Regions from separate parts of the Homo sapiens genome. Here all the other regions are linked to region 1. The links are chromatin contacts, found by Hi-C or POLR2A ChIA-PET in ENCODE. All regions are on one chromosome and are shown on one strand. The core of a region is the stretch at or near the end of the contact, and the rest is flanking DNA. Distances in the headings are between cores, read along the strand shown.

The links. A loop is a pair of places that touch in the nucleus more often than their neighbours do. ChIA-PET counts read pairs that join two places held with the same protein, here RNA polymerase II (POLR2A). Pooled maps may share reads with other maps.
Region 2: POLR2A ChIA-PET joins it to region 1 with 10 read pairs in PC-9. The contact joins two enhancer-like sites. A Hi-C loop is called at or near these places in 2 of 168 maps with a recorded cell type or tissue (DLD1 and endothelial cell of hepatic sinusoid). POLR2A ChIA-PET finds 5 or more read pairs at or near these places in 3 of 52 experiments (BJ, MCF 10A and PC-9).
Region 3: a loop to region 1 is called in a pooled map, with 3 times the contacts of the local background. The contact joins two enhancer-like sites. A Hi-C loop is called at or near these places in 1 of 168 maps with a recorded cell type or tissue (heart left ventricle), 3 of 37 single-sample maps with no recorded cell type and 2 of 50 pooled maps. POLR2A ChIA-PET finds 5 or more read pairs at or near these places in 1 of 52 experiments (MCF 10A).
Region 4: a map of gastrocnemius medialis shows a loop between it and region 1 (2.0-fold over the local background). The contact joins two enhancer-like sites. A Hi-C loop is called at or near these places in 2 of 168 maps with a recorded cell type or tissue (A673 and gastrocnemius medialis) and 4 of 50 pooled maps. POLR2A ChIA-PET finds 5 or more read pairs at or near these places in 3 of 52 experiments (AG04450, MCF 10A and WTC11).

The regions. Positions count from the first base shown.
Region 1 is chr6:134,821,475-134,824,490 of GRCh38, reverse strand. The region is part of intron 2 of LOC101928277 (a long non-coding RNA gene); the gene reads left to right. Among named protein-coding and RNA genes, the nearest start is that of ALDH8A1, 130 kb to the left of the region's middle. Within about 2 kb of position 1,415, at least 5 of the 41 ENCODE cell types and tissues checked have a DNase peak (open chromatin) inside an H3K27ac peak, as active enhancers do.
Region 2 is chr6:134,588,235-134,591,250 of GRCh38, reverse strand. No RefSeq gene overlaps it. Among named protein-coding and RNA genes, the nearest start is that of LINC03002, 50 kb to the right of the region's middle. Within about 2 kb of position 1,595, at least 4 of the 41 ENCODE cell types and tissues checked have a DNase peak (open chromatin) inside an H3K27ac peak, as active enhancers do.
Region 3 is chr6:134,624,808-134,627,823 of GRCh38, reverse strand. No RefSeq gene overlaps it. Among named protein-coding and RNA genes, the nearest start is that of LINC03002, 86 kb to the right of the region's middle. Within about 2 kb of position 1,628, at least 2 of the 41 ENCODE cell types and tissues checked have a DNase peak (open chromatin) inside an H3K27ac peak, as active enhancers do.
Region 4 is chr6:134,688,400-134,691,415 of GRCh38, reverse strand. The region is part of intron 4 of LOC101928277 (a long non-coding RNA gene); the gene reads left to right. Among named protein-coding and RNA genes, the nearest start is that of LINC03002, 150 kb to the right of the region's middle. Within about 2 kb of position 1,600, at least 8 of the 41 ENCODE cell types and tissues checked have a DNase peak (open chromatin) inside an H3K27ac peak, as active enhancers do.

The DNA of each region.
Region 1 (3,016 bases), core at 166-2,665:
ATCTGAGTTCCTGTCCCTGCATTGACAAATAATTCATTTTCAGAGCCTGTTTCACAAGCCATGAAATAAGGGAACCATTTTATGTAGAAAGTAGCTTCAAAACAGCTGGGATGAATAAAGTACTTTATTACCTGGAGACTTCAAACACAGTTTTTTTGCTGTGGCCCATAATTTGATAGTGTCTAATTGCATCTAAAATCCAAGTTTTCGGCCAGGCGTGGTGGCTCACACCTGTAATCCCAGCAATTTGGGAGGCCAAGGTGGGCGGATCATGAGGTCAGGAGTTTGAGACCAGTCTGACCAACATGGTGAAACTCCATCTCTACTAAAAATACAAAAATTAGCTGGGCGTGGTAGTGTGTGCCTGTAATCCCAGCTACTCAGGAGGCTGAGGCAGGAAAATCGCTTGAAACTGGGAGGCAGAGGTGGCAGTGAGCTGAGATCGCACCATTGCACTCCTGCCTGGGTGACAGAGTGGGACTCCGTCTCAAAAAAAAAAAAAAAAGTTTTCTGCGATGGCATCTAAGCATCTTTCTGTTCCAGTCCTGAACTGCCTTCCACATCACTTCCCACCCATCTTCTTGGGCCCTGATCCTTTATCACATGCTGTACTCTCAGGACTCCTGACCTTTGCTTCTGCTGTTCCCCCTGCCTAGCATACCACACCCATTTCTTTAGAAATCAAAGGCCCATCTATCTCCTTCAAAACTCAGATCTAGTGTTTCCTCTTGCATGCAGCTTTTTCTAACCTCAGCAGAATGAATTTCCCCCTTCCCTTTGTGCTTTCTCATAATGGAACATTTATCATATGGGATAATTACTTGTTACATGTTTTGTTTTCTATTTAATACCTCCTAAGTTTTGACTGAAGCTTGTCCACATGCTTGGTCACAGAACTGTCCTGGGAAATTCCCTGATGAATTATTTCAAAAGCAACCAAAGTGTCCTAACTTGATGGTAGCAGGGGAAAAACAAGGATCATCTCAGTGTGGCTGAATGAAAAGCAGTATCTATCTGGATCTTCATAAATGATGGAATTGATTTGCCACACCATTTGGTAAAGGCCTGAAGCCGTGGTTAACAGGGTTATTTTGATGAAAACTTGAAACAAAAAACACTCAAAGGACAACAGCCCCGGTGGCCCTTGAGGCAAATGATTGATTCCTGGGGCTATGTTGGAAAGTTTGGCAGAGAAGAGACTGAAATATGCTGTGGGGTGAGGAGGTTGTAGGAGGGGGCCCCACTGGGAGATTCTTGGGCTTTGGAAACATGGGGGAGAGAAAATGGTCCAGAAATGTTGTCTTGGGAAATTAGGGACAGCAGAGCTAGGGATAACAGCATGTCTAGAATACGCTGATAAATTTCCACTAGATGACGCTGTTTCCTCATTTGGCGAATGAGATTTATTACCCTACCCCTACCGGCCAACCTAAGCCCCGGACCACGGACCACGGACCACAGAGGCGTGAGAGCCTGGAGGCCTGGGCTCTAGTTCCAAATCTGCCCCTCCCTGGAATGAGGCCTGGAAGGAACAGACCTCCAAGATTCCCTGAGATTCCTCATTTGTAAAACAAAGAAATCCTCAACCAGGTGCTTTCTAAAACTTCTCCAATTACTTTTTAAAATACGTTTTATTTTTCCATTTTAATGAAAACTGTGGGGATATGTATTGCCTTTTATGTAAATATATACTTGTCATACAGAAATATCAATTTTTATTTAACCAAATCTCATTTAGATAATTAGACTCTGTAAAGCATACGGGGCAAGAATCAAATGAATAACAGTATACTTGTACACATTGGTATGCCTCCTGGGCCTAAACATTTCCCATTTATGTATGCAGTGAATTGTAGAGCTGGAAAGAATCTTAGAGGTTATACAAATAGTTCAGTCTTTTACGTATCTAATATCTAAACATAAGCTTCTCCAGGGGAAAAATTCTATTATTTTTTTTTCCATGATGAATTTTTTTTAGGGTCTGTAGTTGTAGAACTATGTCCTTGTGCTTGAGGCCAGCTCTATACTGAGTTCTCTCATGCAGGTTATCATTTGACGCACGACTTCCGAAGCTCGCTTAAGTCATAACTGAATCATTGAATGACATCAAACACCTAGCTGTTGTGTTTGAGCTCCTTTTTTTTTTTTTTTTTTTTGCCTACTCTTGTGATATGGGTCTGTCCAGCAGTGCTTCTCTCTGTTTGCTTCAGATGTTTTCAGTTATATGGAAATTAAACTCCAAGGGAAGAATATGGGGTGGATCAAATTCTGTAACTGTGTCAATCCCTGCCCCCTCCCCAGAGGACACATCCAGATCCATGTCTCTGCCTCGTGTTTACCATCAGTGGAGCCCAGATTGTTTCAACACATAGAAAGACCCACTGCTTTTCCTGGCAAGTCCTGAAGGTCATTTGTTTGCTGCTTTTTACGGTAATTGCAACAACCATTTATCCCCTTGTAAACAAATAGTGTGCTTCTAACCTATGTACCACAGTTAAAACGTTATCCCAGTAGGACAAGAGAGTTGCTGACAAAGAGAACTGGCAACATAGGGGGGAGAAAGAAGCAAGGCGTAGTCTGTCTCTTACAAATGTGGGTCATATATATTTCTGTCTGAAGGAGATGATGGACTTCAATTTTGTTCTTCCAATTCCTTTCTATACCCCAGTGAGAACAGTTTTTAGTACATATTTAAGTTCTTTTGCTTTAAGAAGAAAGATAAGAATGATAATAATCTCTGAATGTACCAATCCGCTGTTAAACCCCCTCCACCACCCACCAAATAACTCCTCTCACTAGATCAGTTCAGCCCCAGGGTTCATAGTTAACAAGGCTTCATTAGGGCTGAAAAAAAAATTGCCTTTGCTTCCAAACACGGGTTGAGCTCTGATACGGCCTCAGCAGGGAACAGATTTCCCCCTTTTATCTCTTTGCTTCACTGGTGTGTAATCTTGTCTTTTGGAACGGTGGTAATCAGAACAAATTACCTAGAGTGGGGAATAAAAAGACTTCACAG
Region 2 (3,016 bases), core at 346-2,845, 230 kb after region 1:
TGCTTAGGCTGACTGCCCAGGCTGGAGTGCAGTGGCGTGGTCTCGGCTCACTGCAACCTCTGCCTCCTGGGTTCAAGCGATTTTCCTACCTCCGTCTCTGAGCAGCTGGGGTTACAGGTGCCTGCCACCATGCCCAGCTAATTTTTGTATTTTTAGTAGAGACGGGGTTTCACCATGTTGGTCAGTCTGGTCTCGAACTCCTGACCTCAAGTGATCAGCCTGCTTCAGCCTCCTAAACTGTTGGGATTACAGGCATGAGCCATCGTGCCCAGCCTGCCCCTCAAATTTTGATGTCTCCCCTGTATCTGACTCATTGAGATTGCTTGATAAAAATGTGTTGAATGAAAAGCTGAATATTTTAATAAAGAGCCAAGAGCATATTAAAAATAAAGTTTCCTAGAGATACTGGCCACTTTCGGCCCGGCCACAGGCCTTTCTGGGGAGTGTGCTCCATCTGTAGTCTTTGCTCTGTAAACTCATGAGCTGCACCCCACACACGCACAGAGATTTCAGAAGCCTGACCTCAAGACAGCCAGCACATAGGTTTGCCATCACATACTCAGGAGCTGGCACACAAAGATGAGCTGGGCCAACCAGAGTCTTTCCTTTGGCAATTTGGACTCAACAACAAGGAATGAATTGCCAGGAAGTAATTTTATTGGAGCTGTCAAATTGCCACAGGCTCACGTAAGCCAAAGCCACGTGCAAGATGAAGTTATGACGTGGCATAGAAAAGAGAGAAAAAGCTGGTCAGAAAAGAATGTCTTTCACAAAGAAGGGAACAACAAACACCGGGGCCTACTTGAGGGTGGAGGGTGGGAGGAAGGCGAGGATCAAAAACTACCTGCCGGGTACTAAGCTTATTACCTGGGTGACGAAATAATCTGTACACCAAACCCCCGAGACACACAGTTTGTCTACGTAACAAACCTGCACCTAAAATAAAAGGTTAAAAAAAAAAAAGAAGAAGAAAGTGATGTCACCGAGAGATACTGAGTCAGAGAGGTCATGAGACAGGGGACATGAAAGAGATCAAAGGAGAGAGACCAGGGCCTAAAACTGGGGAACATCTAGGGCCTTATGACCTTCTGATCCATTCTGGTCTGTGTGGATATTTTCAGGTAACACCCAAGCCCTGCCCTGAAGTAAAGTGGGTCTCTGTTCCTTAGAGGTCAAAGAGCATTATTTAAAACAGTTAAGTTCCCTAGGAACCCAGCCCCCAAACAGCCTACTAAATTTTTCAGAGCTGAATAATTTCCCTTGCAAAAGGGGAAGATTTTAAATATCTTAGAACTGTGGATCCTACAGTCAAAATTCCCAGTTTACCGGTTGTCAAAAGGTTTGTTTAGATATAGTGCAGGAAAGAGGGAGAAGATGGGAACCAAGTGGCCTTCCCACGGCTTCCCATGGCTTCCCACAGTTAACTTGGAGCTCTTTTCCCAAGTCACACCCATGCTATTTTCCTGCCTCCTGGATGAAGCCTGTTGCAAAAGCTCTGAATTCCAACCTTGCAAATGCACCCGATGATGCATATAGCTGCTTGCTCCCGGAGGCTACTGGGCTGCTTCCCTTAGTCATAACGTAGGCATGGATCTTTCCCATCAGTGATGACGTTTTTACAAGATCAGTTATGTTATGAGTTTGTTGAGTAATAACACTGAATTTGTTATTTTATAAATGTGCAAAAACATGACCAAAGAGTGTCTTAAAACATGCCACAAGTAGAATGTTATGCATAGTAACAGATTTAAAGACATTAGTATAAAACTCAGTAGCTATTCAGACCAACAAAATCTGAAAAAATAAATATTTGAATATTTATGCTTCTCTTGAACATAGTCTCTGCTTCTTTTGCATAGTAACTTATTTGTTCCTTTTAAAGTATATTTGTTGATAGTTTCTTGGATTTCGACTTTCTGATTTGGGGAAAAATTTTTAGTCAATTTATGTAAAAGTATAATTGTGGAGTCTTCAATGGATTCTTAAAAAACTATTCTTTTTTTTGTAATAGAAAATGTTTGGCCCTTTTTGTGCTTCATGGATTTGTTGAGTATAAAATTTGAGAAGATTTTATTAGGTTATACTTTTGCCTGAAAAGTAGAATTACCTAATTAAGTTATATAATTATATTATAGAACTGAATTAGAATTGTTTTTAAGCTAAGTAACACATCAGGAGAGTGGCTAAGTTTTGTTGATTGTGAAATCAATTTTTATTCAGTTTTACTTTTTAAGTAAAGCCTGATGAAGGACAAGACCAAGATGTCAAACAGATAGAGTGAGAAACTTGGCAAAGCTAGATTCTTGAATTGAATTTTGTCTCATGTTTGAAGTTGAGGTTTCCCCAAGACTGGCTACAAACTTTATATTTTAGCCACTAAAATCTGAAAGAGTCTTGCTGTATCTGAAAGGACAGAACATTTATGTATTTCACCAGGATAACTCCTGGGGTGCCTGCAGTGTTGAGTAAGCTTTCACTCAACATTGCCTGTGGATTTGAAAATGTAGCAGGGTAGGGTGGTGCAAAGAAAGGTAGAGCTGGGTGTGTGGACTTTGCCAACCATCAAAGCCAACAGCCCTTGTGTGTTCAATGCTTTATGTATTCAATGGTTCACTTATAGAGGGACTGTGAAAATTTAACCTGAATTATTCCTGTGACCTAATAACAGGATCTCCAAACAGCCCAAACTCCTTTGGTTTAGAGAATGCCTTTGTCTATATTTGCTTTATTACGTGAAGATAGACAGACGCTTTATATACAGGGGGCATGCATAAGCCTACCTATTTGAATTGGTGTGTGTTACATCTATGGGGGACTGAAGCACCAAATGAATAGACCTAGACCCTATAATTTCTTTCTTACACATATGTAATCATATTACCAAAACAAAGCAATCCTCAGCTGCTATATACATATGTGTTTGTTTGTGTTTCCAGGCATTATAGATTATGTTCATTTCATCTGCATCATTTTCTTGGAAGCTGCTAATGGGTTAAAAGCATGTCTCCTCTTTTCC
Region 3 (3,016 bases), core at 379-2,878, 200 kb after region 1:
AGTTCACTTTGTAAGCACTTATATGTACCAATACTTTATATATGCTAGTCAACACTCGGAATAGTCGTGCAAATTATTTGACAGCTGATAGAGCTGAGACTTAGCGAGGCTATGTTTCTTACTCAGGGTCACATAGCTAGTTGTTGGCAGAGCTGTGTCCATTGTAGGACACTTCTGAAACTTTTCACACATCTCTCTATGCTGTTGTTGTGTAAGATGCAATGCAAGAAATTTCAGGTGAAAAAGGGAGTGCAGAGCTCATCCTGCACAGTTGTCTCACGTGTTGCTTCTTGAGACACATCCTCACCAAGAATTGCCAGGCTTTGATAGCACAACAGATTCTCCCCTTCTCAAACCAACTTTGAAGAAGGAGCAGAGCCTGAAGACGGGCAAGTTTTGCTTTTCATTCCATACAGGTGCCTCTTTAGGTATTCTTGAGATATAATGTGCAGAAAACTGAGAAACTGTAGGGAAATTAAAAGTAGCACAAACATAATAGTCACATACGTGCTCCTCATCAGCACAGATGGAGAACACATTTGTCCAGTGTGGCACAGTTAATGGCAGCAAGGACAATGGGGAAAAATGCTCTGTTTTTAAACTCTGATGCTCTAAAATTCACCCCTAGTTTGACAGGAATGTTGGGAATGGTGATGTGGCCTCGTAGGTTGAATAACAGCAAAAACATATGGGCATTCAGAAGAGTATTTCTTTAGCCATTTTCTTTAAAATTCTGGGCAAATTGCTCATTTTTATATATTTTTAAATAGTTTGGCGAAGCATCACAAAAATGATTTTTAAGTTAAATATTTAAGATTGTTCATAAATTCTTTGTAACTGTTTGTTCTCAGTTGCCTGTCCCCAGCAAGAGATACTTCAGATACAGTATTTCTTAAGGAAGCCAGGATGGACTAGAGTTTTTCAAGTTTCCCCAAGATAATAGTGTTCACTTTGCTAGGTATTTTCATTTTCATACAACCCCCCTTTGTGGTTGGTAATATGATTGCACCCAATTTTCAGATGAGGAAACTGAGACCCAAGGGAGGCTAAATAGCTTGTCCACTAACATGCTTTGAAAAAACATAGTGGAATCAGGATTTAGACCCTGGTAGTTTGGTGCTAGCATCCAGGTACAGTACTTGAATGCCAGAGAGAGCCAGGCACGTGGTTGGGAAGTTAATTGTCAGTGAATACAACTCTGTGTTCAAGGTCACAGAAAGGTCTCCCGCCATGGCTTTATAAGATCACCATTAACCTCAGGAATGGGCTGGTAGCATTACAGACCAAAGAAAGAAAAGCAAACTGCTTAGGATTTAGGCCTGAGGTTCTGTGAAACACCTAAAGACCCATGGGAATGGAGAGCCCTCCTGGGGCATTTCCTGCAGAGGGACAGACAGGAGAGAACATGAAAAAAAAAAAATAATCTCCGGGTGGAAAATTAATTCAGACTTCATGAAAGGTTCACATTGTTGGAAGTGATGACTCTTGCTTGCTGTTCTCTTTTGAGTCCATGCCTAGGATTTTAAGTGATTCTTGACTTTGGCTTCTGGCACACACACAGCAAAGCAGCAAATGCTCTTTACCCCCAGGATGGATCTTTCCCACACGTTGTGCTGCCATATGTGGGCACACCCACCTGAAGCTCTGGTGGTTTTCCCTGGAAAAACACAGAGGGTTTCAAACTTCTGTGGCCTTACTTGGCCCATCCCCTGGGTAGGGCTGTGAGCTTCTCAAGACAAAATAACTTCTATCTTTAGGAAGCTCATCTAAAAGAGGCAAAGCTGCTTTATTTATAGGCTGATCATTAGGGCCATAATTGGATCAGGACTGTCTGCCAGTCACCCTCAGATATTTGCAGCATGTTTTTCTCCAAGTGTGCCTCTTTTCATTATCCAGATCAGAGGCATAATAAGAGAAGGAAGTTAAGTTGTGGAGTTAAGTTTTTAATTTCCCTACAGTTTCTCGGTTTTCTGCACATTATACCTAGAGGTGACTTGCCATAGGTGTATTTTAGCACTGGGTAGGACACACAGTGTTTGCAAAAACAAAAAGAAAGAAAAGAACAGCATTTTGTGCTGGAAATAAGGTACAATCATTCTTTCCTATCTTGCTATTGCTTCTGAGTATATTCAGGTAAATTTAAGGAATCTCAGGATTATCTGTTGTGGTTGTTTTATTTCATTCTGTTTTAATTTGGGGTTTCTTCATTTCAGTTTGTGGTTATTTTTGTTTATTGTTTATTTCATATGTATGTTTTTACTTGGAGGAACCACTGTGGACCCGGATACTTTAGAATAAGTGGTGTGTGTTGGAAGAAAGTAAAACTGAGAAACGATGACCTAGGTTCTGTCCTAGCCCCAGCTGTCAAGCAGCATGATCTCGGGCGAGTCACGTAACTTTTCCATTTATAAAAGGTTTGGCGCCATATCAGCGATTCCCCTGCATGGCTGCCCATCACAATCACCTAAGGAGTGTTTTAGAATAGAGTGTCTGCCACAAAGGAGCATGGGGGAACATTTCCAGATGATGAAACTGTTCTGCATCTTGTTATAGTGGTGGTTACATGACTTGTACGTGATGTCAAAATCTGACAACTGTACACTAAAGAGAGTGAACTTTACTGTAGGCATATTATCTTAATTTTAAATTAAAAAAATTTAAATCTCTTGAATATTGATATAGTGAAAAAATTGCCCAGGCCACCCCAAACCAACTGCCTACTGAACGCTATCTGTCCTTTCGACCATCTCCATAGTTGTGAACGTAATAGAAACTGACTCAGACATTCTAAGTTGCCACGATCCTAGGTTCAGCTGCTGTTTGTCTGTTGTGGCCATGAAGTCAAGAGTAACCGAGGTGCAGGACAGCACTGTGGGCACCTGCGGTTAGAGCATGTCTGGACAGGCTACTTAAATCACAGGGAAATTGGAGGGGGAAATGTGGCTGAGCTCTGGGTTAAATACTCAAGTGAAGCATCCATTATGGTCAGTGAGCAGAAAGTGTAGGCACAGCCAAG
Region 4 (3,016 bases), core at 351-2,850, 130 kb after region 1:
TGCTTTGGTATTTCAGTTCCTTACATGGGCAGTGTTATGGATCATCTCGTTGCCCTGTCCCCCTATTGGTAGCCCCTGGAGCCACTAAGTCAGTACAGGCAACCCAGGCTGTATTCTCGCATCTCCTGGGGAGCTCAGAAAATGCATATATGATGCCTGAGTTTTCCCTCAAGAGCTTCTTCTTCCTCTTCTCCTCCTTTTCCTTCTCCTCCTCCTCCCTCCTTCTTTCTCCTCTTCCTCCTCTTTTCTTGTTCTTCTTCTTCTTTTTTTTTTTTTTTTTTTTTTTTTTTTTTTTTTTTTTTTTTTTTTGAGACAGAGTCTTATTCCGTTGGCCAGGCTGGAGTGCAGTGGTGCAATCTTGGCTCACTGCAACCTCTGCCTCCCGGGTTCAAGTGATTCTTGTGCCTCAGCCTCCCACGTAGCTGAGATTACAAGCATGCGCCAACACACCCAGCTGATTTTTGTATTTTTAGTAGAGACAGGGTTTCACCATGTTGTCCAGGCTGATCTTGAACTCCTAACCTCAGGTGATCCGCCCACCTTGGCCTCCCAAAGTTCTGGGATTACAGGCGTGAGCCACCACGCCCAGCCAAGAGGGTCTGATTAATTGGTCTGGGGTGGAGCCTGGACATCTGCACAGATTTTGTAAAAGTGATCCAGCTGATTCTAATAGAGGTAAGAATTCCAATGGCTGAGAAGCCCATGCCAAAGTATTAAGAAGAGCACAAGCTTAACAGCAGACAACTGAACAGGGCTGCGGAGGCAGCAGAGTTGAGGACACCTGCAGCAACCACCACTGTAACCACAGTAGCAGCAGCCACAATGACAGAGGGGTCAACCTGGGATAAGAGAATGCCTGGAGAGGAAGACATCTTGCTCATATGCTCAGCTTTTCCCAGCACTGGCCAGATACACAATCATTCTTTAGTCGGTCAGCACTCATTCGTTCACTGAGTGCCATGTTCCTAGTACAGGGACGGGGCAGACAGAGGTAGACAAGACCCAGTCTCTGTATTTGAAGAGGGGAGACTAACATTACAGGTGCACAATAGAAGTGTGCACAGAACACAAAAGAGACACAAATGAGGGAGTGCACATTCCATCCGGGAAGGCTGTGGGACAGGAAAGACAAAATATTACCATTTAGTCCACCAGGTGGCTGGGGGATGGAGACAGGTGGAGAGGTGTTAAGGGGATGGTGATGGTGGCCATGGGAGTGGCCATTGATTGAATCAGAGATGCAGGATGGGGTTGGTTGGGATTAAACATTTCCTGGAAGAATCCACTCAGGGTATGCAGTATGGTAGAACAATTTCACTATGTACCCATTAAGTATATATGGGTGGCAGTCGAGTGGGTGGGAAGGAAGGGACTGTGGAGGCAGCAACAAGAAAGGCTTTGCAAGGAACCCATTCTTAGCTATCTTCCTCCCACTTGCAGCATCTCTCAGGGATCTGTGGTTCCTGGGTTCCTGGTCTTCTTAATCCTCAGTCGCCACAGGACTGTGTGCTGGCAGGCAGAGGGCTGGAGCCTGGCAGAGGTACCTCCGGCCCCAGGGCAGTGCATGCAGCCAGCTCTGACCTGGCTCCTGCTATCGGGATCTGTCATTAGTAAAACCCCAGCTCCTTTGCCAAGTGCCAGCGCTCCCCACCACCCTGCCATGGCTAGGCATTCTTAGTACAGTGTAACAGTATCCACACTTTTAAGAACATCCTGGGCATTTGAAACCTTGTCAAGTGTAAAGAAAACTATGGCTTGAATCTCTGAGCCTTGTTTCCTCTCCAGGGGAAGTAATAGGCAAGGTTGTATCCTTTGGATATCATTTCAAAAAAATCTTTCAATTTCCCAGGAGAAGAGACTGCAAGAGAAAAAAAAAAACTCAGGAGAGTGTATAGAATACCTTTCATTTAGCAAGATAAAAGCTAGTCTGCTAAATTAAAAATAGCGCATTCTAAGAACTGGAAGGGACAATGCTGGGCTTGTTCAGTGGCTGTGAAAGGACACTTTATCTCAGTCATGCTTGTCTCGTGGGGCAACTGGCAATGATTGGGAATTAGCAAAGCCTGGGAAGCCTGAGACAGGCACCTCTTCCTGGGCAACTGATTCATCATATAGAGTGCAGTCTCCGCTTCTCTGCTTGTAAAACTTATAAGGTACTTGCTCGGGAATAAACTAATAAAATCATTTATAGCCTCACAGAATATAGAATTTGAAATGGCAAATATTTTTATCAGGTTGCTCCTGATACCTTAGCTTTTAGGAATTTATTGTCCCCTTTGAAAACCAGAAATAGGTGAAGAAAAGATGTGATTCTAATATTACTTGTCTTCACCAGCAACTTTCATTTCTCTCTGGGGAGATGGGCAGGTTTCATTGTGTTTTTGATGCCTGATTACCCTCTCTGAGGGGAACATTCAAATTCTTAGACGAAATTCATTAAATTGTTGGAAATTCCTAACGAACCCATCACTCAGTAACCTTAACTGGGTGGGTTCTTAATTTCCTGGTACCACCACACCCTGAATAGCATTCTAATGAGGAAATAGATGTAGCAATTCTTTCATTTGTATGACTTTTTAAAGCGTATGTTTTTATTTCCCTTGCAAAAGAAAGTATTTTAATACAATGGAAAGAATTTGTAACAACGTTAAGAGAGACAAGCTTCATACATAATATAGATCTCCATTGTTCCTGTAGAGGAGAGAGGGGTAGCTGAGTAGGGATGCTTTCCAATGATGACCTGGTTTGATTTACAATATGACAGAATCAATGGCAGTTCAAAAAGTGGTTTCCAGCACTTTGGATTCTGGTAATTTGGGGATTGTTGTATTTGCTATCTAAGGAAGGTAAAGTTGAAGAATATAATTTCTTCTAAACTAAGTGTACTCATGCTGAAAATGAGTTGGTATGTTACAATATTGTTTATAATAGGAAAGATTAGAAACAATTTAAATATTTGAAATAGTTAAATAGACAATGATATATTCAGTCAAATGTTATGCAGTATATAACAATC